Regions from separate parts of the Homo sapiens genome. Here region 1 is linked to region 2. The links are chromatin loops, found by intact Hi-C in ENCODE. Cell type or tissue: dorsolateral prefrontal cortex. All regions are shown on one strand. Links, peaks and the distances in the headings refer to the core of each region. The heading gives the core; the rest is flanking DNA. Region 1 overlaps LINC00299 (long intergenic non-protein coding RNA 299). Region 2 overlaps KIDINS220 (kinase D interacting substrate 220).

Region 1 (16,314 bases), core at 8,389-10,888, 490 kb after region 2:
CTGATTACGCGCATCACAGTAGTTTAAAGCCATATTATTATGCCATTGGAGATTGTACTTCAGCCATGAGAAATTTAAGGGAATCAGGTATCTCATTTTCTTTTATTTTCTTTCCTTTTTTTTTTTTTTTTGGAGATGGAGTTTTGCTCTTGTTGCCCAGGCTGGAGTATAGTGGTACGATCGCAGCTCACTGCAACCTCTGCCTCCTGGGTTCAAGGAATACTCCAGCCTCAGCCTCCCAAGTAGCTGGGATTACAGGCATCTGTCACCATGCCCCAGTAATTTTTGAAGTTTTAGTAGAGATGAGGTTTTGCCATGTTGGCCAGGCTGGTGTCAAACTCCTGACCTCAGGTGATCCGCCCACCTCGGCCTCCCAAAGTGCTGGGATTACAGATATGAGTCATCATTTTCTTTCTATGATTATCCAGACTTTTATCTCTTTTAACAGTTGTACAATTTATTTGAGTCTTCATCACTATCAATAAAGTATTTTTAATAAAGTATCTTATATATGTATAATTATTTATAAATGATATATCATTGCATTAATGTATAGTGCTTTAAAACATAAGCTAAAATTGAAATCTTAAACTAATGAGCTATCTAGAAGTCCTAGAAGTTTCTTCCTGAAATCTTAAACTAATGAGATATCTAGAAGTCCTAGAAGTTTCTTCCTGTACCTCAATGAATCTCCTTGCAAATTTCTGGAGAACCTTGGCTTAGATCTTGAACCCTAGGAGACTGCCTTCCAAAATGGCAAACATGTTGTCTTAGGGCTGCCATAACCAAGTACCATAAACTGGGTCACTTAAACAACAGAAAGTTATCATCTCAGAGTTATGGAGTCCAGAAGTCAGAGATCAAGATGTTGGCAGGGGTGGTTTTTTTGGAAGACCGTGAGGAAGAGTCTATTCCATGCCCGTCTCCCGCCTGACGGTTGTTTGCCAGCAATCTCGTGTTCCTTGACTTGTGGAAGTGTCAGCCTAGCCTCTGCCTTCATCTTCCTGTGACATTCTCTAGTAAGGGTATAATTGCTAGTAGGGGGTATAATTTATAAAACAGCTAGCAGGGGCATCATTTATAAATGTCTCTGTGAAGCCCCTCCAACTTCGTTCCCAGTGAGAATTAGTAAGTTCTTTCTCTGTTCTTTTATAGAAAGTTTCCTTAATTTTTCTTTAACTCCTATGTATTCTATCTTATATAATGGTTGTCCTTGCAGATTTTCTCACAAAATTAAAAGCTTATCAGAGAAGATATGTTTTCCTTGACATTTTTGTTCACTTCCTTTCATCACAAGTCCCTATTTTTCCACATACTGACCCCAAACATTTTTTTTCAGAATCTCCTTGTACGTGGTGGTAGATGATCAATAAGTACATCTTGAATTACATTGACCTTTCTGTGGAGCATAAAATCCTTAGATATAATTAATGGTAACTTCCTGGCCAATTACCTTTGTACAAATAATTGACATTCACCAATTGCCTTTGATTCTCGCGCATGTGCCAGCACACAATCTCTCCCCCTTGTCCAGTGTTATTTTTTCCCACAGTTGTTAAAGGGAAAGTGCAGGCATTGCTGGTACGTGTGCAGGCTCACAGAATTTTACTTAATTAGGCAGAACTTGGCTAACATCTGGGGTGGAGACACGTTTTCCCCACAGAAAATTGCCTTGTTCACTCCAGATGAGTCATGTCCTGATGTCTTGGCCCGGGAGTGGGTGTTCAAGGGAATTGTGTCCCAGCCACTACCACCACGAAATGCTCTTTCTGTAAGTGGCAGGGATTTGGGATGATGCAGAAGCACCTGCAGTTCTCTACCAGCTTTGGAGGGAGTTATATTTTCCTGAGTGTCATGGAGACTTTAACTTAAACCTTCCGCATCCCTGCTTATCTGCTGACTTGGCTGTTAGACAGAGGTAGAATATATGATTAGCATCTTGCCTTATTGTTGCTATTCTTACTTATTTGGCCTTTATTAAACAACTAGTTGTTGCATTGGAATAGGCTATGATTTCCCAGTTTACTACTGATTAGCTATGTCGCTTTACATCAGCCTTCTGTCAACTCCAGCAGGTCTCTGTTGCTACATAGATTGTCCAATGTTAAGCAAAAAAAGATTAATTTCTTTCAATCAGTTCTTCACTTTCACATCACAGATCAGCTGGATTCACCACATAATTCTCTCGAGCTTTCACTCCAATGTTTTCTTTGTTGTTGTTGTTTGTTTGTTAAGAACAAGGTCAAATTAGGCAATGAGCTGTTCTGATAATAGTAATTGGAATATAGAAGTGACCTATGCCTTCTTGACTGCCTGGTGAAGTCATTTGTTCTAGAGAGCTGGCCATGTCCATGTTGGACAAACTCAGCGTTCCCACGGCAGCATCCAAGACTGTGTCCACACTGGAGCAGTGTGAGGAAGCCATGGAGAATCTCACTACTGTTTCAGTAAAATGGGCATAAAGGGCTTTGTTCTTCTAAGAAAACATGGATGAAATATTTTTAAATGATACATAAACTTTGAGACAACCAAATAAAGTTCTAGCAAAAGTGCCTGACATGTAGTTACCCACCCTTACAAGTACATATTTTGTGTCAGACACTTCACAATGATCTTAGTTAATTGTCACAATGAGCTTTCAATACTATTTGATACATGAGGAAATTGAGGCACAGAGAAGTTAAGTCATTTGCCAAAGTTCACATAGCTGGTAAGTGGCAGATCCAGGATCAGAAGCCAGGGATGGGCCAAACCTATAATCCATTCTGTGTACTCTCCTGGGCCCACAGGCTTCCCGAAGATTTCAGTCTCCTCTGCCTATTCCGACAGGTGAGGAGTTTGCACATCCACATGGATTTTCAATATGGATTGTGTCTAGCGTGGACAGAGATCACCAGCCTGGGGCATGGCTCACTCCTCAACTCCGCAATGTACTGCCATGCTTTTGAGGAGTTGCTTCACACAATGACATAATGGAACCATTCCATTTCCCTTCTATGAATGACCTTTTATTAGCTTGAGAGAGCAGCTTACATACCAGTGATTCAGTATCAAAAAGCAGAATTATTTGTTTTTGAGAAGGCTCACCACCCACCTGCATGTTCCCTTCTGCTAAACCCCCTCCCTCAGACTTGAAGACAGGAAGTTACAGGCGATAAAACATAAGGCCCTTGTTAATTGCAAATTAGCAGTGCCAGGAATATATGCAGATGGCACCTGAGGTCAATTGCTGACAGCGTCCTATTCTGGTTATATTTTTCTTTTCTGCCATGCAACTGTGCAGTAAGCAAAGAGAGGGTGGTCTTAGGTTCTTGTTTAGTTCTGCATTTCTGTGGGATGAAATCCATGTTCTTGGCCTACCACTGTTTTTATTTTTTAAATTCGGTGGTTTTTGCTTTTATTTACTCACTCACTTTAACCAGTTTCAGGCTTTGGTAGTTTCCGGGACACAGGTGTGGCTCTCTGGACATGCATGAGGCATGGAATAGATGACACTTGCTTAGCTAGTAAATATCAGGCTGCATGAATTTGCACATTCTCGAGTGATCAGTTGTGAACCTCCAGTATTGTAATAGACCCATGGGAACATTTGTGCTTTTGCTGACACTCTGATTACATTCATCAAATGATTTTTTTTTTCTTTCAAGGCTGGCATTTCAGTAAATTTTTTAAAGGTTGCATGCCAACTGACAAAGTCAATTAATTAAATGCAAAATTCAAAATTGGTAGGAAATAATGATCACTGTACCAAACTGGATGACCTGGGGGAAATAAAAAAAACATTTCTGACTTCCAGCTGATGAAAGGAATGCTTTGGTTGGGACTCTGATGTAGAAGGGATTCGATATTGGCCACATTAACAGCTACTTGGAAAATAAGCCTTGCTCCAGGATTTTGACAGAAATGTAGGCTCCACAGCTTAGGACAAGTGACAGTGCAACTGGCGACACCTGATGGACCTCTGCTAGGCTACTGGACCACGTCTTAGCCTGACCTTCTGAAACATCCGTCCATCCTCCCATCTTCGTGATTGTGTCCCAGAGAAGAGCTGGGTCAGACCCAGGCCTGTCTGGCTATAAACTCTTACATCTGGAGGGAGTGGTTGGAGTGTTCTATTGTAGCAACCCGCCTTTTTCTAGGGAAGTAGAAGCCCCTGCTTGGCTCTCCCATGCTGATATTTAGCACAGCCAGCCTGGGGATGGGCATCTGTGTAGGGGGCAGTGTGACCTAGGCCATGGCCAACTCCTGAGCCTCGGTCCTCAGGGAGGCTGGAGGCAGCATAAACAGCTGATGTGATGCAGCAGGTTGGAAATCTGAAGTCTGTGGGAGCTTGGCTCGCCCTTCCTGGCACAAAATGAACCCATCCATGCCCACCTCTCACCATGTTAAAAATGGAACCAGTCATGACGACCCATGGGCATTCCTTGTTTGTGGCTCTCCTGTAATTAAAAGTGCTGTGCAAACTCTGAATAATAGCAGGAACACATGTTTAAAATCTGGGCTTTCCTCCAGCCATGCCCCCCTGAAATGCCCTCTTATACAACATCCCCTTCAAGTTCCCTTTCCAATGTATCTCACTTTGCTATGTGGGTGTATCCTGCCCACCCCCTCCATGCTCTGGAGTGTGTCCTCCCACCTCCTCCAGAGTTGATCATCACGGTGGGATTTCAGCCCTGGGTTCAGGCCCACAGGGAGGCACTTGTGTTCAGAGAGCCTTCCAGCCCACTTTGTTTCTTACTACCTCTGCTTGTATAATACCATTAAGGAGAGTAAAATCTCCTGCAGGCCATTGTTGTGCAAACTAACTGAGAAAATGTGTGCTAAAGCACATATAGGGAAATGCAGAAATGTAAGTATAGATTCCAAATGCCAGTATTGAAGATCCTTCCTGAAGGATATCAGTTCCCTAGATCTCATCCTTCCTGCAGAGAAAGGAGAGAGCTTGGGGTTGGGTGTTGGGGGTGGTGAGGTGATGGAATACTAAGCCCAGCTGCTAATGGCTGAGTTCTTATGAAGTGGTCAAACTTGGGTGGTTTGCACATGCTTTTGGTAGTCCCCACAGCCACCAGCCAGCCTCCAAAGCTGCAGGTGGCAAAGTCCAGGCACTCCTGGCAGGGATGTTTCGTGGTCTCTGTGGGTAGGTCTCCTGCTGGGGCAATGTTGAACTGAGACTCTCCCACTCCATTTCTGCCTTGGTTCTTTTACCCCCACTTCTCCATCTAGGCATCCAGCACGCTGGACTTTCAGAGAAAAGAAGTGCTATTGTGCACGGGCAGGCCTAGGCTACACAAATAAAGAGATGGGATCGGTATAAAGGACCACACAATCTTTAGGAAAGGCAGAAATAAAAGGGTCCCTACATGTTCCTCCCATCAACTATGCCTGGCAAACAGTGAGAACTTAATAAATACTCAGCTGTTGAAGGACCAAGTTCAGAATCGGGGCTGTGGAGTTTGGGAGGGAAGAGGCAAGAAAAGCCTTTTTGGAGGAGATCAGAGTCTGCACAGGTGCTGAAAGATGGAGAGAATTTGAGAGAAGTGATGGAAGAAGCTTGGCATTGCTGGGCTGGCTCCATCGATTAAATATCTTGGAGCAGGATATGAACTGATGGAGGGTCTTACATTTACTCAAGCCCTTGGGTGAGTCCACAGGTAACAGGGCATGGGGCAGATTGCTACAATCTAGGATGATAAAGAAGGCTTCTTTACTACAGAAGACTTCTGTCAGTGGTGTGCTGGATGGACTAGAGTCAAGAGAGGCTAGAGGGTATTGAGGAAGAGAGGGTATTTTCTGCCACAGGTGGGGCTCCTAAAACAGGGAGTTTGAAAATCCAGACTTGGCTAGTGTTACTCTCATTTTTTTTTTCTTGTAGACTCTGTTACTCATTTGGCTTGGGAATACCCAAGGCCTCCACATTCCCTTTATACTGTAGTTCTTTAAGCAGATTTGATTTATTATTTTTGCCTTTGGGGAGAGAGAGATACCCAACAACCTCTAGGGTCTACACTCCCCTTCTTTAGTGGGTTTTGTTTGCCCCTAGATGAATTTGCCTGATTAGCTTCTCCCAGATGACAAAAGGCCTTTGTGGAGTGCTGATGGGCCATTTAACCCCTTGTCTTCAGTTTCACTGGCAACAAAACCAAGCTGATAATACCTGCTTCCGAGGATTGGTGTGGGGTCAGGAGATCATTGATGGGAAAGTGCTTTTAGCCTTTTCAGGAAGAACAACTTTGCGTGTCACAAAAGGATTTGTTCCTTTGAAGAGGCTTTCCTGTTTTATCCATTTAAACACTCGTTAAAGGGACTTTGAGGGTATCCTTTGAAGGGAAACTTGAGGTGGCTCCGACAAGTCTTTGAGAGTGGGATTCCTTCAGGTCCTTTTCTGTAGCTAAAGGGTTGGGGTTGAAGATAATCATAGTAAGACAGGGTGCCTCTGTGGGAGTATTCCCTTGCAGGGATGGGGCAGATTATAGAGGAGGAGGAAGAGGTGGAGGAAGAGGAGGAAAATCTATTTGGGTTTGTTGAGACTTTTACTCTGGAAAACTGGAATTCTAGTGAGGAATCATGGATTCCAACAACTAAAATTATGTTTGCATGCCCAATAGTTATAGTAAGAGGCATTAGCAAAGTGCTTTAGAATGTATGGAATTATTTTTGTTGTTATCACATTTTGATCCTGTTAACAGCTCTTTGGTACTGTTATTATTGGGATCTTTCTTTAACATCCTTTTTTTTAAATGGAGGTACAGAAAGGAAACATAATTTATCATTTGCTCAAGAGGCAGATGTTATCACCCTGTTTCTGTTTCTTCATGTTAAAATTGCCCACCATGTGGCCCGGTTTCCCAACAGCTTATGAGATGGACCCATACAGGTGAAAATGAAACTGTTATGCCAAGGCCACAAATGTATGAAAAATGACAGGAGAGACCCACCAACACGCATTATCAGAAACAGCATCAGTTCTGGCTGCTTAGCGGCCCTTGGAGCATTTACAGAGGAAAATCATTTACACTTCACAATGACCGTATGCAGCCGATATTTCTACTATCCCTATTTTCAGATTTGAAAATGGAGAATTAAGAAATGAAAAACATCTAGCCTAAGGTCACACAATTAGCAGATGGCAGCTGGATCTGTTTCCCAGTCAATCTTGTCCAGGCTGTTTGCCGTGACGACTCTGTTGAATGGGCTCAGGAATTGAGGGTAGGTTTGGGGTGGGAGAGTGTGCCCCCTGGTTAGAGCAGAAACCTATTCAAAGAGAGCCATGCTCCTCTTTTCCTCCTTAGTCTACCGGATGCATCATAAGGTTCAGGGATGAGACATGGTGGAAGGACTGGAGAGATAAGAAGCTGCTGGCTTCCCTGCCAGCACTGCCTGCCAACCTGTGGGCACGATTTGGTCTTTGCTTTCCTTTTACCTAGCATGTTGGAGCCACGCTCGGCACTGGGGTCTTTTCTCGGTGCACAGGCAGGCTGAGTTACCAGATTCAGGATCAGGAGAGCACCTGTACCCCAGACATAAGCAGCAGAGTGGGCCACCCAGAGCTAAGCGGTAGCACAGATAATGCATAATTTTTTTGTTTTGTTTTGTTTTGTTTTGTTTTTTTTGAGATGGAGTCTCACTCTGTCACCCAGGCTGAAGTGCAGTGGTGCAATCTTGGCTCACTGCAACCTCTGCCTCCTGGGTCAAGTGATTCTCTTGCTTCAGCATCCCGAGTAGCTGCGATTACAGGCATGCACCACCACACCTGGCTAATTTTTGTATTTTTCTTAGAGATGGGGTTTCACCATGTTGGCCAGGCTGGTCTCAAACTCCTGACCTCAAGTGATCCGCCCGCCTCAGCCTCCCAAAGTGCTGGGATTACAGGTGTGAGCCACCGTGCCCGGCCAATAATGCACAGTCTTCAAACACTCCCTCAGTTGCATCCTGCATCCTGTGCTCTGAAATGCCTTTGGAGAGATGAGTCCTGAGCACAATACGTTTAGAATGTGCTGGAAATGCCCCCAATCCAGTATAGAATAATCGCCCCATATGGCTGCAGTTCAGCTGCTGATAAGGCAGCCCCTTGTGCTGGTCATGTTGTCTTTTTCCTAGTAGTTACATAAAATCCAAACAACTCTAAATGCGCTGCCTACACGGGCTGTATTAAGCTTGGCAAATGGAGTGATCCATTCTTAGTATGCACCAAGTTCGATTGTGTCCTTTGCTGCCTTTCAACACTCAACTTAAACTTGAAAGAGGTTTTTCTCACTGTGGGAATGAAAAAGCACCACTGGAAAAAAAAACAAAAAACATCTCACTGGCAAATTAACAGATAAAGGTCTACCCTGCTGACACAATGCCAAGCAGAGGTAAACATTCAATCTTTTTATCACAGCAAAGGCATTTCTCCTAAACTGGAGCAATAATGTAGGTTGGAACACAGGAACAGTTTCTCCTTTTAAATGTGATTTTCAAGTTTGAGATCTAAAACTGCAATTGAAACGGGCACTTACTTGTAAATGACAATCCTATTCTTCTTTAGATTATACCACATTTATTAAATTTTTATGACAATTTATAAAGATGGCCAAGCAATAAAAGTTAGGCCATGATAGCAGAGTGAACTATGAGGCTATTTCTAAATAGCATTTTCAGCATATTAATTGTTGCTTAGATAACAGTCCTATCTCTTCGGGGCCTCTGTTTGGGTTTAACTCCAGAGCCAGCAAATTAATCCAGTCATTATATGGCTGAAAGCTGTATCATTTACCAGTTCATTATTGTTCAAATCAAAATCCATACTTTTCTGGATGTCTCCAGGGTTATGAACTAGATAGGGAAGCCTTATCATTCTGCAAAATAATCTCTCATGGTTCTCTCTCCCCTGCATTAAAAGAAACAGCCCATTACATTACATTAATTTTCATATTGATAGGTCCTTGCTGAAGAGCAAGTTGAGGCGTGGCCTTTCTCATTCCATCTCACCACCTTCTTCTTTGACCCTGCCACCTGCCCGGCAGGTAGAGTGGAAGCCCCGATTCCTTATCTTTCTCCAAATCTCAAGTCACGGACGTGACCCAGCTTAATTTTAATCAAAATAACCATCTACCCCTCTGCCTCCTAATTTTCAGATCGTGGCTACTCAAATATGGATGCAGTTTGTGAACTTGGGTTGCTAAAAGAGTTTCTCTAAGAGCAGGTGCAGGTCTACATGCTGCTGAGTGTTCCTTCCATGCAGAGAGTGGTAGGCAGAGCCAGTGAGCTGCATTAGAGGGGGATTAGGAAGCTATAATAAAAGATACTAAATTCCAGTTTCTTACAGATTAGCACATTTTAAACCAAGTGCAGCTTCCCACGCCATGGAACAAATTTTACCCTTATTCTAGCACTTAGCTCTTAACGAGTTTGATTAAACAACATTTTACCTGAACAAATAATGTTGCAAACTTGAGATCAAAATCTGAATTTTTTTTTTTTTAATTTAGAATACGAGCAGGGACAGGAGGAGAATTGTTGATTTCCAAGTGGGTTATTGTCTTTCTGACTCACTGAGCAGCGTTCCTTCCTTTTTTTGTTTTCTTCCTGCTCACCAGCATTTGCCACCTCCGTTTTTACCTAGTGCCCATAGGAAGTTGAATGTGGAAGGGTGCAGAGTGGAATCACAAACAACACATGTTTCAGACGGAGCATTTTTCCCTAGAATTTTTCAGCAGCCGGAGAAACACAGTGAGTATTTCGGGTACTCTCTGCATATGATCACTTCACTCCTACAACCCAGTAAGAGGCAGCTCTGGAAGGCTCCAGGGAAGGGAAGGTGCTGCTGGCTGAATACGTAGAAAGCCGAGAGCGGGTGTGTGTTTTGGAGACAGAATCTTAGCACCTTTCTGAAGCTGGCATGTGGTTATCTTAGCTGCGAACGCATGACGCTCAGCTGCTTCATTTGCCTAGGACTCCCCGTTCTAGGACACCACCTACATCCCAGCATATGACTTTACGGCAAGCTTCATTTCTTTCTGATGGAATTAATCATCAATGTGCTCTAGGACTGGGCCTTTCCACATTGGCATGTGAAGAGCATTTGTTTCTTGTTTAGACAGTCCATGATTTTCTCCATTGCTTTGATGGTAAAGCTTTTCATATCAAGCACTGTTCATTATCAGAGTTCCTTTTCTAGAAAGACAATGGGATGAAGACATTTTCCAAAAACACTATTGCAGGGAATGAGATGATGGAGAGGACGATGAGAACGCCATCCCGTGGGGACCAGTTATAATGACTTACATCAGTCTCATTGGAACCATTTCAGAATTTATTCAAATGGCAAAACACTCTTTTTAAGATGAAACAAGATTCAGTTCTGCAACCCAAGTTGGCACCAATGTGCCGAGGCCCCATTTGATAGTTCTTTGTAAATTAAAGTATTTATAACTTCGCTCCATTTACTGCCCCAAGTTACAAGAAATGGAATTCTACTTGGGTTTCTTGATGCTGTGGTCTCTCATGTTCAGTTTGGAATGGCTGTGGGCTTTGCTGGGATATTAACTGCACCAAGGGGCTTAGACTGATGCTTCTAGTTGGCACTTCCACTCTGGGGCACTGGAGGCCAGCCAAACACATTTTTCTGCTGTGTGTTTTGCTATGAGGAAGTCTCCCTTTCAGAAATCTGCTCTGATGGGTGCTATTATTTTTATTTACATGTGGAGTGAGAATCTACTAAGAGGAAGGCCCAGCAAGATGCATATGGTGTTGGTAAAAATTGTAGACCTGGGCTACATTCATTTTAAAATTGAATTGGATTTTCTCATTATGCACTGGCCTGGAATGTGCTTTACTGAATCAGTCATTTTTGTTCGTTCTTATTTCAGTGGAAATGGAAATCAGGGCATCATGCAGGATCAGAGAATAATATATTTTGTGGTTCATGCACTTGGAAAGGACAAACAAGAACTGGCCAGAATGGACACAGGCTTTTGTTCTTCAGTGCTGCCACTGTTCCAGAATCCGATCAGACAAAGTGGTATTGTCTTCTCTTTCCCTCTCTTGTTGAGAAAAGGAAAGAAAGGGGGCTGGCAGATGGTTTCATGCAAAAAGATACGTTAAAGAAAGTACTCACTAGGTGCATTCGTCTAGGACTTGGTTTCTTCAGACATTAAATGGGCATAATAATTAGGCCTCATAGGGTTGTCATGAAACTAATTGATAGATTAAAGCGAGTTTAGAACAGTGCTGGCACATAAAACTAAATACATGTTAACTGCTATGCTACTGCTACTACTACTAGTACTACTATTACTACTACTACAACTGCTAGTACTATTACGACTCCTGCTGCTACTACTAGTAGTACTATTACCACCACTACTGCTACTACTATTGCTACTACTACTACAACTGATCATCATCACCATAATCATTATTGATCATATCTAAACTGCTTTTTGGAGGCTACAGATGTTTTTACCAGAAGCTGTATAAATCCATGTATGTCAGATGGCTTCCATTCCTTACTGGCTCCATAATTTGGGGAAATCTACTTAAACTATGTGAACCTCAGTGTCTTCACTTTTAGGTGGAGACAGTAATGGCTCCCATACTGGGAAGCGCTGTGTTGATGTGGCTTAGTGATGGTGGTTACCGCTGTTCTTTCATTCATGTGCAAGCCATTCGGTCATTCTCCCTCACGCTGTGGCTCTCACTGTGATTCACCCCAGAGGCATCCTTTGAGCATCTTCTTTGCACCAAGTATGTTGCTGTTTTTCTCATGTCAGTCTCTGACCCACATCTGCACCTTTACACTTGCCTGAGATACTGTAAATTGGAGTGAAGCTCATATCTATTAGATATTAATTAGCTATATATAGATGATTAATTTTCCTATAATGGCCATGTTTATTCTTGTGAATTTAAGGTGACAATGGGCTTCTTTTGGTTCATAATCATGACAATTATTCTTCCAAATGATCCAAATGTTAACCTGGTGATATTCTTTCTTTTTCTTGTGAGGATGTCTAAGAGTTAAGAGGTTTGATCCAAAGGAGAAAAGCAGAAGATGTAAGATAACCATTCCAACAGCAGCTTTGGGTGAAATTGATTCACATTGATCACCTATTCAACAGAGTACTGAGTATGAGATATGCTTCACGGTGTCTGTTGATTGCCCTGATTAGAGAGATTCAGAGTTAGAGTTCTTGGAGTCTTTGTGTACCTCCTTCTAACTCTTCTCTAGAGGAAAGGGACCCAGCCTGTGGCACAAGTATGTACTCAAGTACTTACAGAGAGGAGTTAGGTGCTGTTTGCTGAAAAGGCATCTCACCATCGCATCAGACTTTTGTTCCCAGGGGTTCATTTCAGAAGATATAGCATGACTTTTAGGGCATATCCAAATCCCTGTCAGAATACACCAGATGCATCTTGCTTCTCACTCTCCATCTCTTTTATTTTAAAAATAGATGCTATTGTAGCTTTGGAGTCCCTGACCAAGAAGGCAACGGGGCTGGATTCTATTCCTGGCCCTGCTGCTGTTGTCTTGCTGCCTGGCAATTCACTTGACCTTTCTTCCCTTTTTTTCCCCTAAGGAAGACGCCTGCTGTGGATAGACCCCATGGGGGCGTTGGGAGGGTTTCAGGAATGAATACAACTATCTCAGGCTATAATACGATGCTGCCAGCCACTTTGAGGCTCTGGGATGAAAGATGCTGTGTGAAAGAGAATTGTTATTACATTTTGTTAAAAATATGGATCAAAGGCTGGCTATACAGTAAGTGCTAAATGTTAATTATTGTTATAATATCATAACAAAGCAGATGCCAGAATGCTAGATCCCATGAGAAAATCCATTATAATAAGCCAGTGTGAAATGTACATATTACAAAGATATTTGGCAAGAAGGCAGATTTGGTTTTGAAATCTCAATGAACAATTAAGTAGAATAAAAAATAACTTTTAATGCTATGACAAATATAAGTGTCTTGACAACTCTTTAACATAAAAATAAGGAGCTGCCTTTTCCCCATACAAAAGAGGCAGCATTGTTTCTTTCTTTTTCCCCTGAGCAAAAGATATATTTCCTTGGACATGGAAGAAAAAAGTAATATTTGTCTTTACAATGACCCCTTCGACAGCCCTCTTTATGACAGGTAGATCCAGGAGAAAATTCTCTAAGTTTATAATAGCGCAATGAGCAAATCTATTTTTAAATGGGTTCAGAGTCTACTGCCTGTTTCTCTTTCCTTCTGTTTTTTTTTTTTTTTTTTTTTTTTTTGACGTTGTTTCACTCTTGTTGCCCAGGCTGAAGTGCAATGGTGCGATCTCAGCATCTCAGCTCACTGCGACCTCCACCTCCTGGATTCAAGTGATTCTCCTGGTTCAGCATCCCGAGTAGCTGGGATTATAGGCATGTGCCACCACGTCTGGCTAATTTTGTGCTTTTAGTAGAGATGGGGTTTCTCCACGTTGGGCAGGCTGGTCTCAAACTCACGACCTCAGGTGATCTGCCCGCCTCGGCCTCCCAAAGTGCTGGGATTATAGGCATAAGCCACCGCTCCTGGCCCAAATGCATGTTCTATTTGATGGTGTTAGAGAATGGACTTTGATACGTATTCATAAATGCCACCAGCTTTTTTGGGCTCAAGCTTTTCACCTATTTTCAGATCTAAAGTGCATAGTCCATTATGTGATATCAGCTGGAAAAAGGAAGAGAAAGAGGGAGAGAAGGCATAGGAAGATGGATTTAGAAAGAGAGCCCTATCCTAAAAAAAAGACCGAGGTCAAGAGAACGTAATTTTTATATCCTAGTGCTTTTTAAGAATGGATCATGCATGAATTCACCTAGCATGCTAATTTTTTCCCCCAGAATATTGTGAGAAATGAATAACCAACTCTCAGGGGAAAGAAGAAGTCTGTATTTGCACTGGGCTATGTATTACCTTTGAGGAAGAAAGGGAGAGTGGAGGACAACCGCACACCTCAGAGCAAATTTGCAGTAGATCGTGTACCCTCTGCTGATAGGATTATGGCCAGATTATAATTATAATTGCCTTGGCTGTGACTCTGTGTTTATTTGCCTTGACATGGACCCAGCCACCTAACTCATTCCACACTCACTTCAGTTTTTCCCTTTGAACTAATTTTGCAGTTACAATAACTTCTAAGAATACATCTGTTGACTGGACATGGTGGCTCACGCCTGTAATCCCAGCACTTTGGGAGGTCGAGGCAGGTGGATCACCTAAGGTCAGGAGTTCGAGACCAGCCTGCCTAGCATGGTAAAACCCCGTCTCTACTAAAAATACAAAAACTACTGGGGCGTGGTGGCAGGCGCCTGTAATCCCAGCTGCTCAGGAGGCTGAGGCAGGAGAATTGCTTGAACCTGAGAGGCGGAGGTTTCAGTGAGCCAAGATCGTGCCACTGCATTTCAGCCTGGTGACAGAGCAAGACTCTGTCTCAAACAAACAAACAAACAAACAAGAATGCATCTGTTACAGGAAATCAACAAACTCCATATTTGTCAGTCAGTTGGTCAGTTATGTGAAGGGGAGAAGATAAGAAATCAAATACAATAACAAATAACTTGTTTGGGATTAGAGTTGGAATGTGAAAACATCTAGGCTTTTGCATTAAAACAAAGCATTCAGGATGACTCACAATAGAGGCCAAGGGAAACCACTGCCCCTGTGCCTGTGAACTTCAATGGGACAAACCTGCAAAAATGCCTGGTCTCTGGAAGAAGCAGCCACACCAGATGAACATGGGCTTGGGCTGGGACTGGGCCCCAGTGGGGCTGGAGGAGTGTGAACAAGGATCCTGCCTTTCTCAGGACACGGTCATCATTTCTGCAGCCCCCGTAATATCAAGGAGTTTCACGAGTGCTTTGGAGCCATTTCTTAAACTTAAGTGGGGAGTTGAATGACAGCCTCAGCACTGCCCTCAGGATTTCTTGGGAAAATGAACAGGGCAGGTGAGATGCAGGTACGTGAAGAGAAGCTAGGGGGAAGGTGGGGGCCCCATCAGGTCCCAGCCTCTTACAGTAATTCCCAAGACAAGGGGCTGAGTATCAGAGTGAAAGCCCTTGAAGAAGCCTCCGTGTCTCTACGCTGGACAGCTCTCTCTCGGCCTGCTCTTCAGCAACTGGTGTAAAAATTAGGGCCATTCCTGGTGTTCATTTTAAGTTTGGATTCCTATGGTGTTCCATTCATTTTTACAACCAACCTTGCTTATGAAGGCACGTCCACCAGGTGCCAGGCCAGAGGGACGTAAAGTGAGCTGAGACCCTGCCCTGCCCTTGGCCTGCTAGATACCTAGTGGGAGGCACAGCTCCAGGAAGCCAAGCTCAGAGAAGATTCCTGCAGAGATTCCAGAGCCAGGAGAAAGTGAGGGGCTGGAAGTGAGGAAAGCTGTCAGAGAGCAGGGACCCTGATCTAAGTTTTCTCAAAGGAGGAAGTGCACTCCTCAGGAGGCCAGGTATCCATGAAAAGAGTCAAACTCTGTAAAATATTTGAAGAGATTTATTCTCAGCCAAATATGAATGACCATGGCCCATGCCACAGCCCTCAGGAGGCCCTGAGAACAAGTGTCCAAGGTGGTCGGGTACAGTTTGGTTTTATACATTTGAGGGAGGCATGAGACATCAATCAAATACATTTAAGAAATACATTGGTTTGGTCCAGAAAGGTGGGATAACTCAAAGTGGGGGCTTCCAGGCTATTGGTAAATTTAAACATTTTCTGGTTGACAATTGGTTGAGTTTGTCTAAAGACCTGGGATTGATAGAAAGGTTAAGATAAAAGATTGTGGAGACAAAAGTTCCTTTGAAGTCTTGTAGTGGCTGCCCTAGAGACAACAGATGACAAATGTTTCCTATTCAGATCTATAAAAGGTGCTAGACTCTTAGTTAATCTCTTGAGGAGTGGGAGGGCCTGGAAGATAAAGATCTAGCTATGTTAGCAGAGATTCTTTGCAGATGCAGATTTTCCCCCACAAAGGACAGCTTTGCAGGGCCATTTCAAGATACAGCAAATAAACATGTTTTGGGGTAAAATATTTTGATTTTCTTCCTTGTCTTGTAATGTTATACCAGAGTCACGTTGGAAAGTAAGTCACAATATATAGGGTCAAATAAAACTCATCTGATGAGAATGTATGGTTTGTAGGGCATGACTCCCCAGACTCCTTAAATAGGAATTTGGGCAAAATAAAAAAAATCAGAGCTTAGTCCTCATAGGCTAGGGAAGAAACCATGTGGGCAAAGAAAGGGTAGTGAGAAACCACTGTGATTCCAGGGGTGGCAGGAAGCTCTGTGCCCTGATACCATGCCCAGGCCTGGGGGTGGGG
Region 2 (16,314 bases), core at 13,474-15,973:
ACTGGGCTGGATTTGGGGTGATTTTGAGATGCTTTTCTTCTCTTCCTGGTGAAATAGGTATATTTAAGTCTTAAATGCCTGCAACTACTTACAAAGAATATTTCGTAGCTAGTCTAAGGAAGAGAAAAAATATAGTAAGCAATCATTGATAATTCGTATGAATTGACTTAAAATAATTATATATAATAAGGATTTGGAATGAAAAACTATAGGAAGACACTTTGATTAACATATTGGAAAGCCAGATATTAAAGTATGTGAGAATAATCTAGATGATTATGTTTCTAGTTAACTGTAGTTGAGTTCTTTGATGCTATTGCTTGTCATTTGAATAAGAGAAAGTTTTATTTACAGCCGACAAAAAGCAGCAGTATGTAATTGATATTCATTTGTTGTACTAAAGAAATATGATTTGGTAAAAACAATCAGAAAATAGTATTTTTAACGCTAGTAGTAAAATTTATTTTTTTAATGCATAAAAAGCCTCGTTTATTTTTATAGCAATTTGATGACACATCTGCTGGCTTTATTCAGGTGAAAAAGAAAATGTTGGTTCTTGGTGTTTGGTGAAATTGTTAAATTATTTTCTAAATTGTTCAACTTTTAACAAATGACATTTGATACTAACACTGGAAAGCAATTTCAGCGAATTAAATAGACCCCTCTGTAAACCACGGGAACATTAAGATGACACACTGTTCATTCAAGATGGTTTTAATTGGTACAATTATTGTAATTTTCTTGCAATTATGTGTTGAGTTGAAAGCTTTTGTCTGGATCATTTGAGAGTTTTTTTTTTTTTTAACATACATTTAGTAAGAAAGGGAGTAAAATAAAAACTAAAAATTTTTTGTCTAGTTTTTATTGCAGCATTTTAGACAACCATTGAAATATTTTAATCTAAAACTTTATTTCTGGCATTTAAAGCAGAATGATAGTGGTTTTTAAAAAAATGAATTTAAGTAGTTTTCATGAAGATAGTGCTTTAAATTTCTGTTTTGACACTGCTCAGTCAATCTTTTACCCAGGCCATGATATGGTCAGAATAAGTTTGTGATAAGGATAACAACATTCTTTATTTTGGTACTTTATTTTGATGTTTAAAGAACAGTTGAATAAGTTCTAAGGGTGCTTCAGAATAGTAGCCATTTTCCATTTCATTGAAGTAGCAATTTGCTGTACAGACAATATGGACATCTAATTTATGACTTTAATAGACCTGTTATTTTTAAATTATTCAAGTAATGTTATTTCTATACATTATTTAGGACATTCTCATAATAAAACATCATATTTTATGATAACCTCTCCTGATATTCACCCAAAGCTTTCATAAGCTTCATTTTATCACATGTAGTCATCTCATACCTCTTGTAGCTCTCACTAACCTGCTTGCTCTCTCCATCATTTTCTGGGTGATGATCAGCTCTCCTTCCCTCTCTTCCCCGCCATCATTTGGCCTGGATTATTGCACAAGCTTGTTTCTTTTGCATGTGGACTTAAGTTATGAATGTGGATAGCATGAAAAATTTAACATTAGTTAGTTTAGAGGAAGTTGTTGCTTCACCTCCTTTGTAGTACAAAGTCCATCCTTTGTACTGATAATTTTTCTCTTTAGTTTTTGAGATACTAGCAATATTTATTCCAAAAACTGTTTAATGCATGCTATTTTGGTGTTTTTTATATATAGCTTAGAATCTTCATGAAATTCTTTGTTTTTGATATATGACTTATTTGTAGGTATTGGTGTTGTCATCATTCAAAATTTATTAAATTACTATCTTTTATATAATTATTGTTTCCATCTTTATTCTCAAAACACACTTGCTTTGACCGCAGAGGTTCAATATTTTATCCATATCTTTATCTTTTTAAAGATAAAGCCTGATCTAGTTATTTGTAAAATTACAAGATAATTCCCCATATAGGAGAGGAAACTAAGCAGGTTTTTACTGAAATAAAGATTGTGTCATCTATAATAGAAATCATGTTTTATCTGGACAGAAATAAATGACATTTGTATATTTGCCAAGTTCAGTGTGAAGAGTGAGCCTGCAAACCTTGTATAAATATAGCCATAATCAGATGTAATGTTGACCATTCAATGTGCATTTCTGGCTTTGCATTATTTTTATCCATGTCTTTGTGAAAATTGGACAATTGAGATTTCTAAAGATAAAGGTGAAGGGCATAATTTTTTAGCTTATTTTGATGTATCTTTAAATCATGCCTACTTTTGTTGTGTGGAGAAAACAATGAAATGCATTAAACTGACGTGTTTGGCTTTTTTTTAGTTTACCTATTTGTGTATTTTGCTACTTATTTATTTTGTTGTTGTTACTAGATTTCCAGCAACATCCAAAGATGTGAGAGAAATTAAGGGGAGAAAGCTTAAAATTCATTCATTTATTCAGAAAACAGTTATTGGACACCTATTATGGACCAGGCACAGTTCTGAGAGCTTGGGTGTATCCATGAACAAAACCAGCAAAGATCCCTGCCCCGAGGAGCTTGCAGTCTGTCAGAGAGTGATGGGTAATAAACAACATATATAATACATAATTAGCATGTTAAAGGCAGCAAGTGTGGTGGAAAGAATAAAAGGTAGAAGAGAGTTAAGGAGATGAAGAGTAGTGCAGGTTCTGCATTAAGTAAGGGGATCAGGATTGTCCTCATGGAGAAGGGAAGAGTTGAGGAAGGGTTGAAGGAGGCAAGACAGTTTTCCAGGCAGGTATCTGAGAAAGCATTTCCAGGCAGAGGGAACAGTTCCGGGCCAGAGAGCACCTGGAATCAATGTTGAAGGAACAGCAACAAGGGAGCTGATGTGGTGAGATGGGGTGCAGTGAAGCAAGTGAGTAGGAGGTCAGGTCGGGTCACCAGTGGGGTTCATGGACCCCTTTTGGAGGACCATGGTAAGGACTTTGGCTTTTACCCTGAGTAAGATGGGGATTCGTTGCAGGGTCTTGAAAAATGTGTGGCCATTACCCTGATGCTTCAGGGCCTATTTGCTGTATCAGTGCAGCTTGGCCTGAGTTAGGGAAGCCTGTTGATTCAAGGGAGCTTGTTTTGAGACTCTCACGGTGGGAAGGGAATAGGAATGAACCTGGGTGGAAAAATTAAGGTAAATGAAAAGTTCAGAAAGTAATTGGCTATCCCACAGTAAAGATGAAATGATTAATAGAGTCGGGCATGGTGGAGTACGCCTGTAATCCCAGCTACTCGGGAGGCTGAGGTAGGAGGATCACTTGAGCCTGGGAGTTGGAGGCTGCAGCGTGCCATGACTGTGCCTGTGAATAGCTACCACACTCCAGCCTGGGTGACTAGTGAAACCTTGTCTTTTAAAGATAATAAAAGTTGGGTTATAGAAATAGCACATTGTGGCATTTTCTATGTGAGCTAGGAAGTAAATAACCTCACCTACAGTCCTGTTGCAGGGTATTGAAAGAAAATTAGTTATTCTAAACATCTGCAAGAATTTATAAGACTAATTTCCCTTTGTGTCTCCCCTGTCGCAATACTTTCTTGTTTCTTAGGATCGTTTTATTCTTTATTTTTTAATGATGGATTTATAGCCAACTTTTTGTATCATTTAAAAAACTGCCTTCCTTCCTGTTTCTTGCCATGGTCTGGCTCTCTGATATACAAACCCCTGGTTGAGAGTGAATGAAAGGTGATTTTTGTGGCATTGAAGACTGCTAGGTGTAGGAAAGATATCATGGGCAGGAGAGCAACTAATGAGTTGCTTTTAGAATAATAATGATTTTGACTTATAGATAGTATAAAGTGCAAATGATGGTCTGTGCATATCAAATTGGGCTCTAAAGACAAAAGGATATAATTGGTCAAAACCTGTATTCAGGCACCAGGTTTCTGCTGGAGTTCGCAGTGTCCTCAGCCTGGCTCCGGCTCCTTCTCCCTCTTACTGTTTACTTTTCATGTGCTCTTCTCTTTGGCCCATCCCACCTCCTTCTTCTGGTCTCATCTTAAATATTACTGCCTTAGGAAGCCTTTTGTTACCAAGCCCCCCCATCCTTCGAGGCTTTATTAGATGAGTCCTTTATGTACTAGTGTGTTCTTTCATAACACTGGCCATAGTTACCTTCTTATACATATTTGCATTGCTATTTCTTTAATATTTGTCTCCTGAATGAGACTATACACTTCATGAACTGTAACTTTCTTAAACATTGCTGAATTTTTTTGCTTCTAGACAAGTGATCAGTATTTAGGCAGTAGTGGGTATTTCTGAAAGAATAAAGAAATCTGATGATAACTTTTGGATTGAGGAAGGCATGAATTGGGGAGGTGGTAGATGAGAAGCCTCACTTTATCTTGAAGAGAATACCGTCCATCCAGATACTTCATTCTTTAGGCTTAAATATGGGTAAAATGTTTCTTTTGTTATATACCAGTATATCCCTGGGCCGGACACATAGTAGCTTCTCAGTACACATTGACTGAATGATGACTGTATATTTCACCTAACACTTGGCGGCTTCTGCCTTATGTCAGGTGATGCTAAAATCACAGCAATGTTTTTGAAGGCATTCCCTGTAACTCTGAGTTCAGCTGCATTTCTAAGGTTTCTTACATTCATAATCCATTTATGAATGCCATGGTCTGGTGGAGTTGCTCTGTGTTTTTTAAAATTTTTATTTCAATAGCTTTTGGAGTACAAGTGGTTTTTTGTTGCATGGATGAATTATTTAGTGGTGTATTCTGAGATTTAGTGCACCCATTATCCAAGTAGTGTGGATTGTACCCAATATGTAGTTTTTTTTCCCTAGCCTTCCTCCCATCCTGTCCCTTCTGAGTCTCTAAAGTCTATTATTTTATTCTGTATGCCTTTGCTTACTCATAACTTGGCTCCCACTTATAAGTAAGAACATATGGTTGTTGGTTTTCCACTCTTGTTTTACTTCACTTAGAATAATGGCCTCAAGCTCCATCCAAGTTGCTGCAAAATATGTTATTTTGTTCCTTTTAATGGCTGAGTAGTATTCCATGGTGTATATAAACCACATTTTCTTTATCCACTCATTAGTCAGTGGGTACTTAGGTTGGTTCCACATCTTTGCAATTGTGAATTGTGCTGCTATAAACATATATGTGCAAGTGTCTTTTTCATATAATGACTCTTTTCCCTTTGGGTAGATACCTAGTGATGGGCTTGCTGGATCAAATGGTGGATCTGCATTTAGCTCTTTGAGGAAATCTCCATACTGTTTTCCATAGAGGTTGTACTAATTTACATTCTGGTGGAGTTGCTTTGGATTGACTACTTCTAGACAGGTTCCTCTCACTTCAGAGTCTTCTTAGAGACTCAGTTTCTTCTTAGAGACTTGTTGTCAGAATTGTTTTTAAAAGGCCATGTACTTAGATGACTCCAGTTCTGTTGTGCTAAACATTTTAATTGTGTTCATTTATTAAACAAATATTTATAGAATTTATTATATGCAGGGCACAGTCTAATAAAAGTAGTAGCTAATATATTATGTGAGCCCTCATTCTGTCCCATGCATTGGATTAAGCACTTTACCTAGCTTATCACATTTAATGCAGGTTGCATATCCCTAATCTGAAAATCTGAAATCTGAAATGCCCCCAAATCTGAAACTGAGTGCCGACGTGATGTTCAAAGGAAATGCTCACTGGAGCATTTGGGATTTTGGATTTTTGGATTAGGGATGCTCAGCTGGTACTGCCGAAACTCCCAAATCTGAAACACTTCTAGTCCCAAGCATTTCAGATAAGGAATACTCAACCTGTACTTCTAACCCTAAGAGGCAGAGAGCAGGAGTTACCTAAGACCTCACAGCTGTAACTGCGCTTCCCCAAGTCTGTTTCTTGGGGCCAGGAGCCTGTCCTCTGTAGCTGCCAGCTAGGCAGTGGGTCTGAGATACCAGAAATATAGAACTAAATATTTTAATTTCCAGATAGATTTTAACTTTTCATTGATATATCTATGAGTATTTAGAATAACTTATTAGGGTATCAATGGGAATGTTATAGCAGATAGAAATTTTTCTGCAGTGTTGAATTTATCTTTTCTGTTGAAAAACGCGAACAACTTAGCAACATATAAAATCTCAAATAAATGCTTTATTTAGTTCTAATTGTGTCTAGTAACTGTGCTAGGTTTTGTGTGGAAAGCTTTAAAAAATCACTTCTGATATTTAGCACTTAAACATCTGGTACATCTGTTTGTTTAAGCCTTTATACCATTTCTATGTCTACTATATGGCTATAATTTTTTTTAGGTAACTTTTTCAATAGGTTTTCTTTTCTTTTCTTCTTTTTTGTTTTTCTTTGAGATGGGGTCTCGCTCTGTCGCCCAGCCTGGAGTGCAGTGGCGCGATCTCGGCTCACTGCAAGCTCCGCCTCCTGGGTTCACGCCATTCTCCTGCCTCAGCCTCCTGAGTAACTGGGACTACAGGCGCCCACCACCATGCCCGGCTAATTTTTTTTGTATTTTTAATAGAGACGGGGTTTCACTGTGTTAGCCAGGATGGTCTCGATCTCCTGACCTCGTGATCTACCCGCCTCAGCCTCCCAAAGTGCTGGGATTACAGGCATGAGCCACCGTGCCCAGCCAATAGGTTTTCTTTTACTTTTGATTTTGAATGTATTTTCTCAGACTTTACTCTCATAATGCCATTTTCAGTGTTTAATGCAAACGTAGAATGAAGAAAAAATATTAAGTGTTCCAAAGTCATGTGTTTCTAACGTCAACATGAAAAACTCAGGTATATTAACCCAGATCTTCATTATCCAAAACCCTTATTGTACGAGTTATCTTAAAAGATTTAACATTGAAAAAGTATATAGAACATTCCAAAGTTCTACAGTGTTTGGAATTGTTGGAAACTAATACCAAAGACAATTTCTTGAAATATATGTTTTAATATGTAAGAAATACATGTTTAATATGTAAAAAAAATTATTACTTGTGCAGGTTTACAGTTTATTTTATAATATAGTAAGAGCATTATGTATAGTTATATTTTTCAAACAAGTCTGATTATTAAAGAATTCAATTTACCAAAAAAATTACATATGCCTTGACAGATCAAGTAGCCAACTTTTTCCAGAAGTTGATTTTTCCAGTAAAGGTTTGTGATTTCAGAATTTCAAATCAAAATATTTAAAGACTTTTTAAAATACAAGAATAAACAAAAGTGATTTGTAACAAAAATGCTAGCTAATTCAAATGCTAAGAAAATGTCTAGCTGCTGGTGTAAAACCATGCTGCAGAAGTGGCTCCTGTTAGCAATATTCAAAAAGTCCACAAGATGGGAGCATTTCACTACAAACATTATTAGCATGTTTGGCCAAAAATAAGATGTAATACATTTTGCTTTCCCCTTCCATAGAAAAACAAGTCAGAATTTAATGAAAGGTTGAATTTCCTTTTTTGTTGTTGTTAAAAAAAAAAATGGCTTCAGGACATTTTTCAGCACTGAGAATCACGATCCTAGGCAAATGAATGGGTATCTATTCATATGACATAGTTTTTAAGTGTTGTACTACTTTTGTCTCCTCAAATTAGTTTAAATTAACTTTTGGGAAAATAGTGGCTATGAAAAAAGAGGAGCATAAAGAAATCGATCTGCTTACAAATTTGCATTTAGATATAAAAATATTAAATCCTAAACATTGTAGAACTTCAGTTCTATACTTTTTAAACATTAAATCTTTTAAGAGAACTTGCATAATAAAGATTTTGCCTTAATCTGAAACATATTCATAGATCTACTTTGAGTTCAGAGCCTCCTTTCTCTATGCCTGTCATTCAGTTTTATTATCAAACATTTGCGTTCTATATATGATTAATGTAATACACTTTTAGATTTCTTAAAGACGACAATTGCATGGACAATTCATCACTTGGTAGCAACTTATGATATTGCTAGTGATGCCTAAAACAGCTATGAAAATTTGATCTCATGTACTTTTGTCGGAACATTTTAAAATATCAAGTATAAACTCTTGATGCCAAAAAGCAGGCTTTGCTTTTTAATGATAGACACTATTTTCACATGGAGTCAGTTATGAATTATTTTGCCTCTCTTACCACTTTACTAAAGTCTTCTCTCATTACCCTAGCTGAAAGTATTGCTTTGTCACCTGAATTACTAATATCTGATTACTTGCATGGTTGTAACTGGGTAAATATCATGCAGTAATACACTATTTTTTAGACTTGTACTCCCAGTGGAAGCCTGTCTCCAGATCTTATGCAAAAGTCCAATAAATGAAGCAGAATTAATACAAGTTTATTGATTCAAATTATAACATTTCCTAACAAATTCAGTTAGTGAGAAAAATGAGCTATTCTGAAGAATATTAAAATTGGAGAATTGTGGACAACTGTTACAATCCTAAATTGGTTTAAACATTTATTTATTTCTCTAATTAGTTTTGGGACTGTAACATTAAGAAAGTCCTAAATCATGAGTAGACAGAAATGTTACCGGTGTTTAAACTTTCTTTGTGATGACAGGATGTTTTCATTTAATCTGATCTAGAAACTTGAAAGATTGATTGGGAATATTGTTTTATAGGTGAATCACCAATAGTATCTTGGAGTTGTTCACATTTCTTATAATTATTTGAAGTGTTCTCTGCTTCTCTGACTAGGTGAAAGTCATGTCATGCAATTTTTAAATCATTTTTACAGTCTTTGCTCAGGCTTCTAGGCTGTTGTGTAGTGTACTGGTTTGCATAATTTTGTAAACAAAAAAGTGCTGATCTGGATTCTGAAAAAATGATGAAGGAAATTAAATATGTGCATGAAGATGGAGGAGAAGCTTTATTTCAGTCTGCAAAAAACTGAAACTAAAAGAAAAACCCAGGATGACTTATGAGCACAGCTTATTTGTTGATCTTCTTCAATTTGTTAAAATGTAATATGTAACAGCATTCTTTTCTATTATAGTTTTAAGGAGTTAAAAACGTGTAAGTCATTACCTGAGGGATTTTGAGCCATGTCTGTGGCTCCTGTTTGAACTGGTGCAGTGAGCAGTCAGCAGCTTTTGAAGCAGTCAGGAGCAGGTACCCGCTCTGCTGCTATGTCTGTGGTGGTGTTGCATCCATTGCTTACCTCTCTGAGCCTCAGTTTCCTCATGTTAAAAATGGAAATAATAAATACCTTATGGGATGCAGAGAGAGAAGTTAGATAAACTAGGTAAAGCACCTGCCTCAGAGAATGGCAGACAGTAGGTATTCAGCCACTTCGTTCTTCTTAAAATTCCCTCTCAATTCTTCATAACTTTTAAATATAGTTTCCCTGTTAGAGTTTATATAAGAAGAGGGATACAGAGCCCCTAAATGTACCTTCCTCAGAACATTCGACGTCGTAGACATGAATGAAGACAGTGCCTTACCAGTATTGTACTTGAACCTAGGCAGATACCCCTTTTGAGTTTTTATCTTTTACCCTCCCTGGTTGTTGATTGTTTTTTCATCCATCTAGTTGCCAGAATTGCAGCCTTAAAGCCAAAGAGAGTTTTTGTATATGATGACATTCTACTGAGTTTAAGGGTTTTTTTAATCCTTTAAATTACATGCGTACAAGTTTCCTTCCTTCATATAAAAACATAATCTTGGGCCCTGATGTTCTGGCCAAATAGGTCATCTTGGAGATATACACCCTCGGTGGGAAATAGTTTTTGTTTAATGTCGAGTAAACTCTTCTAGTAAGTGAAATAATAACTTTGTTTAGCTCTGCCAATGGTTTCCAGGGCAGCTTATACAAGTGCTTTTATGGTTTGCACTATTTAACCCTAATCACACCGTCCTTAAACACATAAGTCAAACACATTAGATACTTGCAAATGTCTTCTTTTAAACCAGAAATAGACAAACACACTTGAAGAAGGCATGCCATGATGATCTATTTGGCCTGCAGAATATATAAGCACTTCGTTGTTTCCTAGTGTAGTTACTCAATAAGATGCCTAAAATGCAAACTTACTTTTGTAGACCTTGAAAAGTGAGTGTCAGTGAGAACACCTGGCACTGTTCGCATTGTTGTCTTGAGAATATTCTGTGACCACCACACGAGCATAGATGCCTCTTTTCTCTTCTGGCAAGTTCTTTTCTCTGTTGAGAGTTGTTGTGTACTTAATGCAGTCTTCTGCATGTGGACAGCTTCAGCTCTTAGTACTTTTATTACTTTGGCTGTGGCAGACAAAGTGTCTACTTTCTGACCCCCTAAGCTAATGTTCTTTCCAACATGGTAGGAAAGGTGACTCATGGAATAGTTATGAAAATACTTTTACAAGAATATTAGGAATGATTAAAACTTATGGGATGCAGCAAAGGCAGTACTCAGAGGGAAATTTATGGCTGTAAATGCGTACATTAAAAAAAGAGAAAGATATTAAATTAACACCCTAACCTAACACCTCGAGGAGCTAGAAAAAGAAGAGCAAATTAAACTCCAAGCTAGCAGAAGGAAGGAAATAATAAAGGTTAGAGTGGAGAGACATAAAACAGAGAACAGAATAACAATAGAAAAAAAGCAATGAAACCAGAAGTATTTTCCTTGAAAATACCAGCAAATTGACAGATCCAGTGTGGAAGTCCAGGCTCAGAGGCAGATCCAAAGGCCAAGGTGAGCAGAGGTGCCTCGAGTTGGAGTTGCTGCTGAGACCAGGATCTGTTCCTGAGGATTGGTGAGGGTGAACAGGGCTTAATCATGGTAGATTTTTCTCAAGTATTTTTTCCAGTGTGTTTGGAACCTGGGAAGTGAGGATTTTAATTTGGGGATTACATAGACAGGAAAAACCACAATTTTATGCAGATTACAGGTTGGAAAAGTCATTACTAACATTCCTATCATCAGATTTAATGTTGAGACGGCAACTTATAAAAGCCATACAGGGCTGGGCGCAGTGGCTCACGCCTGTAATCCCAGTACTTTAGCAGGCCGATGCAGGCAGATCACCTGAGGTCAGGAGTTCGAGACCAGCCTGGCCAGCATGGTGAAACCTCGTCTCTACTAAAAATACAAAAATTAGCCAGGCGTGGTGGCTGGTGCCTGCACTCCCAGCTACTCAGGAGGCTGAGGCAGGAGAATTGCTTGATCCCAGGAGGCAGGGGTTGCAGTGAGCCGAGATTGCACCACTGCACTCCAGCCTGGGCAACAAGAGTGAAACTCCATCTTAAAAACAAAACCAACAAAGAAAACATACAGAATTCCAAGTCCAGGATTTAGGAGGACAGAGCCATACTGAAGATGTTATTATTCAAACACAGATGCTGTGGAGCAGACAGTTGTGACCGAGACCGAATTGGCATTTCCAAGTCAGTGTTAGTTGCCATGTTGATGGAGAGCTGAGAAAAGCCATTTTAATGGCATTTGCAAATAAGCAGGACATGGAACAGGCCATGACTCCCTCAGAGATGCACATTCACTTGGGTTATCTGCCTCGAAGGACTGAAAATGGCAAATATTCAAAACTTCAGCAACCAGAGGTACTGGCCTTCATGAGACAACGGAATGGGTAGTTGAAACATTAAAGAGCAAACAACAGTACAGTCACTTCTGCTCCTCTGAAATGAAGACGGCCTCACATATCCCTTTGGAAACAATCAAGTGTGCTTCTCATGACTAAAGGTTAAAGCTGTAAGACTGTTGGCATTTACTGAACTGACTGTGACATTAGTAATAAATATAAAAAATAGATATTTAGTTGAAAGGGTAATTCATCTTGATTGAGCCAATTGTGTTCTATGTTGTAGGACATGCTGCTTCCCTGCTTTCTTAATGTTAAGTACACATTCCATTTGTATGGGATTTTTATTCAAATAGTCCTATTAAAGTATGCACTTTTGTTGGGAAAAAACAAACCCTATTTTTTGAACTAATGGTTGCATCTTGTTTGTATAAACACTAGTAAATATCTTAACTCTTTTTTTTTTCCTAAAATGAATTTGCAAAGATTGGACTAAATAGAATAGACTAGGAAATAGTGTGGGTAGCATAGTCTTCATTTTCTTAATTGATCACTTTATATTAAGCTGTTTTGTTTAAAAGCTTTTGGATGTAGGCCTGACATTGAGATCATCATTTTAGTGGTTAACTTTACTGACTTATCTGCAGCTAACATCGTACTCCGTGGTGAAAGACTGAAATTATCCCTCCTAAGTTAAAAGAACAAGACAAGGATGCCTGCTGCTATGTACGAATGTTTGTGTCCTGCCAAAATTTTCGTGTTGAAGCCCAAACCCCCAGTATGATATTATTTAGAGTTGGTGCCTTTGGTAATTAGGTTTAGATGAGGTCATGAGGGTGGAATCCTCGTATGGGATTAGTGCCCTCCTAAGAAGAAACCAGAGAGCTTCTCTCTCTCTCTCTGTAGTGTCCTTGATGTCAGGACCTAGGAAGAAGATCATTTGCAAACCAAAAAGAAGGCCCTTACCAGAACCTGACCATCTGGCACTTTGATCTCTGACTTCCAGCCTCCAGAACTTCAAGAAATAAATGTCTGCTATTTAAGCCACCCAGCCTATGGTATTCTGTTATAGCAGCCTGAGTTAACTAAGATACCCACTTTCACCACTGCTATTCAACATTGCACTAGAAGCTGTAGCCATTGCAATTGGACAGGCAAAATAAATAAAAGAATCCAGATTGGATGATTCTTCTATATATAGAAAAATCCCAAAGAGCCCACAGAAAGCTATTAGAGCTAATTAATCAGCAAAGTTTGCAGGATACAGATCAACACACAAAAATCAGTTGTGTTTCTGTACACCTTCAGTGAACAGTCTGAAAGGAAATTAAGAAGGCAGTTCATTTTACAGTAGCATCTAAAAGAATAAAATATTTCAGAATAACTTTAACCAAGAAAGTTAAAGACTTGTACACTGACAACTTAAAAAAATTGCTAAAAGAATTTAAAGAAGATCTAAATAAGTGGGAAGACATCCTGTGCTCATGGGTAGGAAGACTAAATATTAGGATGTCAATACTACCTGAAGTGATCTACAGATTCAATATTATACCTATCAAAATTCCAGTAGCCTTGTTTTGCAGAAACAGGAAACTGATCCTTCAGTTCATATGCAATTGCAAGACACCTCAAATAACCAAGCAACCTTGAAAAAGAAGAACAAAGTTGGAGGACTGACACCTCTCAATTTCAGACATACTACAAAGCTACAGTAATCAAAACAATGTGTCACAGGCATGAGGATGGACATATAGAGCAATAGAATATAATTGAGAATCAAGAAAAACCCATACATCTATGTCCAGTTGGGTTTTGGCAAGGATGCCAAGTCCATTTGATGGGGGAAAGGACAGACTCTTCAACAAGTGGGGCTGGGATAACTAGATTTCCACATGCAAAAGAATGAAGTTGGACCCCTACCCCACACCATGTACAAAATTGACTCCAGATGGATCAACCTATGCTTTCCCAAGCACAAGGTTTTGTCAGTATCAGAAAGGACAATTAAGGTGAAAATTATTCTATTTTAAAGGGGTAGAGTTCTTGAGGAAGAACACCTTTGTGTGCATGTGTAGTTTATTCCTTCTACAAATATTTATTGGACAACAGTGTTGCGACAGTATTCTGTGCAGGCCACTGGAGATACAGTGGTGGAAAAAACTAAACTTGTTCCCAGTTTTAATGGAATTTCCAGTCTAGATTGGGAGATAAACATTAAGAAAGTAATTCCACTAGTGCAGAATTATGATACATATTATGCAAGAAAGTATATATGCTCTGGGGGCTTGTAATGAAGGAACATAAGTTGGTCTCCAGGATGCTCTCTGAGGAGGGGGAAATTGCACCGAGCACAAAGGATGGGTAGGAATTAACAGGGTGAAGATGGAAGGGTGTAGCCAGCTCCTGAGGTATCCAGGGCTTTTGCCTTTTCACAGATGGCAGTGGGTGTATAAATGGACTCCATTTTTTCTTTGTTTCTGACTTTTTGGCTGCAATGCCAAGTGGCTGTTTTCTGTCTGTGTGTTCTGTCTGTCTCCCAGAATCTCCAAAGTGTTCTGTTCATGGATGGTATTTAATAAATGGACATTCACTGGTAGAAAGTATTTGAGAGTCTATTAGAAGTTAAATTTGTTTCAAGGCAATAAAATTCTAAGGCATTTAAGAGTTTTCTCTGTTTAAATTTTTAAACAAATTGTGTCTTATTTTTTAACATCCTACTAAATAATGACATTATTAGGCAGCTACTTTTAGATAAAATGTGATAAATAATACTTTCTTCATAAATTCTGCTCTAAGAATCTGTTTATATTTTGATTTAAAATAGAAATCTTTTATGTAATTTAAAACCTCATTTTGAATGGAAGTGATATGAATAGTTTATGCAATTTCTGCCAAGGAATTAATATGGACTTTGTATAAACCACTGTCATTTATAATCAAAATGCTTTTAACTTACATTGATGTTGGCATTAACAAGTATTGCTAGATTGGTAGCATAGAAGGAAATTGCATTTAGACTTACTAGGAGCTCATTGATGCCTGAGGTTTTATAATGCTTTCTTTGGGCCATTTAACTGCTGGCAACTTTAATTCACATGATTCATAATGCTGGAAATTCAAATTCACTCTTAACTGAAAAGTGAAGTTACTTAAATTCTTTAAATGCTAACCTTTGGAAAAATATCTGAAAAATAAAGGCACATATGATTTTGATGGCCCACTGCCAAAAGATTATCATTTACATAAATATCTCTTTCAGCAGAAGAGTTTAATGTATTGAGCTCAGAAGGTTAGAATAGAGACTTCAATCTGGAAGCCAGCAGTAGCCTGTTGGCTTGTGAACAGCAGCATTGTTCATCATACTGAGAACACTGTTGCATTCAGGCAGAAGCAGAGCTGGCATTAAAATGCAGTTAATTTGTTTCATGTGACTTGTCAGCTGTGTGTTTTTATCTAAATCTTTCTAGCTTCTCTTTTTAGTATTTTGTGTTCAACTCCTGCAATAGATGAACTACCTATTTAACTGTTTAAGCTCTGATTTTATCACCACTTGCAACCATTCTCCAGGTTTTCCATTTCATTTTAAATATATTTAATAATCAGTTTGAACACGATTTTAATGTATTAAAAGTAACCCCATCTCAGAGGGCTTTTCTGTCTTGTGCATGTGTCTGTGTCTGTAAAACGGACTTTCTGAAGTTAATTAAGAGAAAATTGCTACCCTTATTTTCTCCCCAGCACCCTATTCTCTTCTTGTTTGCTAATTGTGTTCTCTGGGTTTTTCCCTTAGATGACTTTCAATATTTGGCTACTAGCCAAGTATTGGGTCTGAGCAGTAAAGTGCTAGTCCCAAAGAAATGATATAACTGTTACTAACATTAGAATAAGGTTCCCATTTCACTTTTTGAAGGGCGTGAAAATCTTACTGCTCCTCTGCAACTGTGCTCACTTAGTATAATCTAACAGTTAATATTCTTGTTTAATTGGAAGGATATATCCAGTGATTTTTAAACAACTTTTGGAGGTGTAATTGACATACAATAAACTGCCATATTTAAATTGACCAATCTCACGAGTTTGATAAATGTATATACCCACAAAGTCATTACCACAATCAAGAGAGTAAATGTTTCCATCAGTTCTAAAATTTTCCACGTCTTCCTTTGATACCCTCCCTTGTCTCCCTCCTGCCTCACATTCCTAACTTCACAGCAAACCTTGCTCTGCATTGATACTTTAGATTGGTTTGCATTTTCTAGTTTTATACAAATGAAAACATATTGCTATACACTCTTTATTGGTTGGATTAATTTATTGAGAGATTCATCCATGTTCTTTGTATCAGTAGTTCATTTTTTTTTTGGCTGAGTAGTATTCCGTTGTGTGGATATACCACTATTTATTTATCCTTCCATCTGTTAGTGGACATTTGATTTGTTTCTAGTTTTCTCATCTACCTCTTGTCTTTTAACTTCTCTTTCTTTTTCTTTCCTTTATCCCTCGGTGATGCGTTCTTGCTTACTGCCTTAGATCAGGAATTGTCAACATTTGACCATTTTTGACCTACAAAAACTACAGTTTCATACAGTAGTGTTTAATAAGTGTTTTTAATTGAATATTACTTATTTTTACATTCAAGAGTCTCTGCATGATACAGAATTGTTTACATATTGCTTGAACTCAGTTATACAAAACATTCTGCATAATAAAAGACTAAGTGACATATTATATTAGGAGGTATTGTGTCTGATTGGTTAAAGTATGTTTTTTCCTGTCTGTTTTTCTATCTTACGTATATACATATATAGTAAGCATATATTACTTTTACAATAGGAAACAAAACCCTTTTTAA

What was found. A loop is a pair of places that touch in the nucleus more often than their neighbours do. Peaks named below come from ENCODE experiments on the same cell type or tissue, not always from the same donor. Only the 100,000 strongest peaks of a DNase experiment are listed, where the experiment ranks them.
Region 1: a loop joins it to region 2, with 3 times the contacts of the local background. A loop is called at or near these places in 2 of 110 quality-filtered maps.

What each region holds. Positions count from the first base shown.
Region 1 is chr2:8,253,961-8,270,274 of GRCh38, reverse strand. All of the region lies in intron 7 of LINC00299 (long intergenic non-protein coding RNA 299), which reads left to right. Among named protein-coding and RNA genes, the nearest start is that of LINC00299, 66 kb to the left of the region's middle. RefSeq lists enhancers at 5,872-6,458, 15,633-16,314. In dorsolateral prefrontal cortex, for the core only: no CTCF peak of the experiment used is centred there; DNase peaks (open chromatin) are centred at 9,834 and 10,579; H3K27ac peaks cover 2,500 bases.
Region 2 is chr2:8,752,736-8,769,049 of GRCh38, reverse strand. All of the region lies in intron 22 of KIDINS220 (kinase D interacting substrate 220), which reads left to right. It also overlaps the pseudogene LOC100216337. Among named protein-coding and RNA genes, the nearest start is that of KIDINS220, 77 kb to the left of the region's middle. In dorsolateral prefrontal cortex, for the core only: a CTCF peak has its summit at 14,838; a DNase peak (open chromatin) is centred at 14,819; H3K4me3 peaks cover 952 bases; H3K27ac peaks cover 817 bases.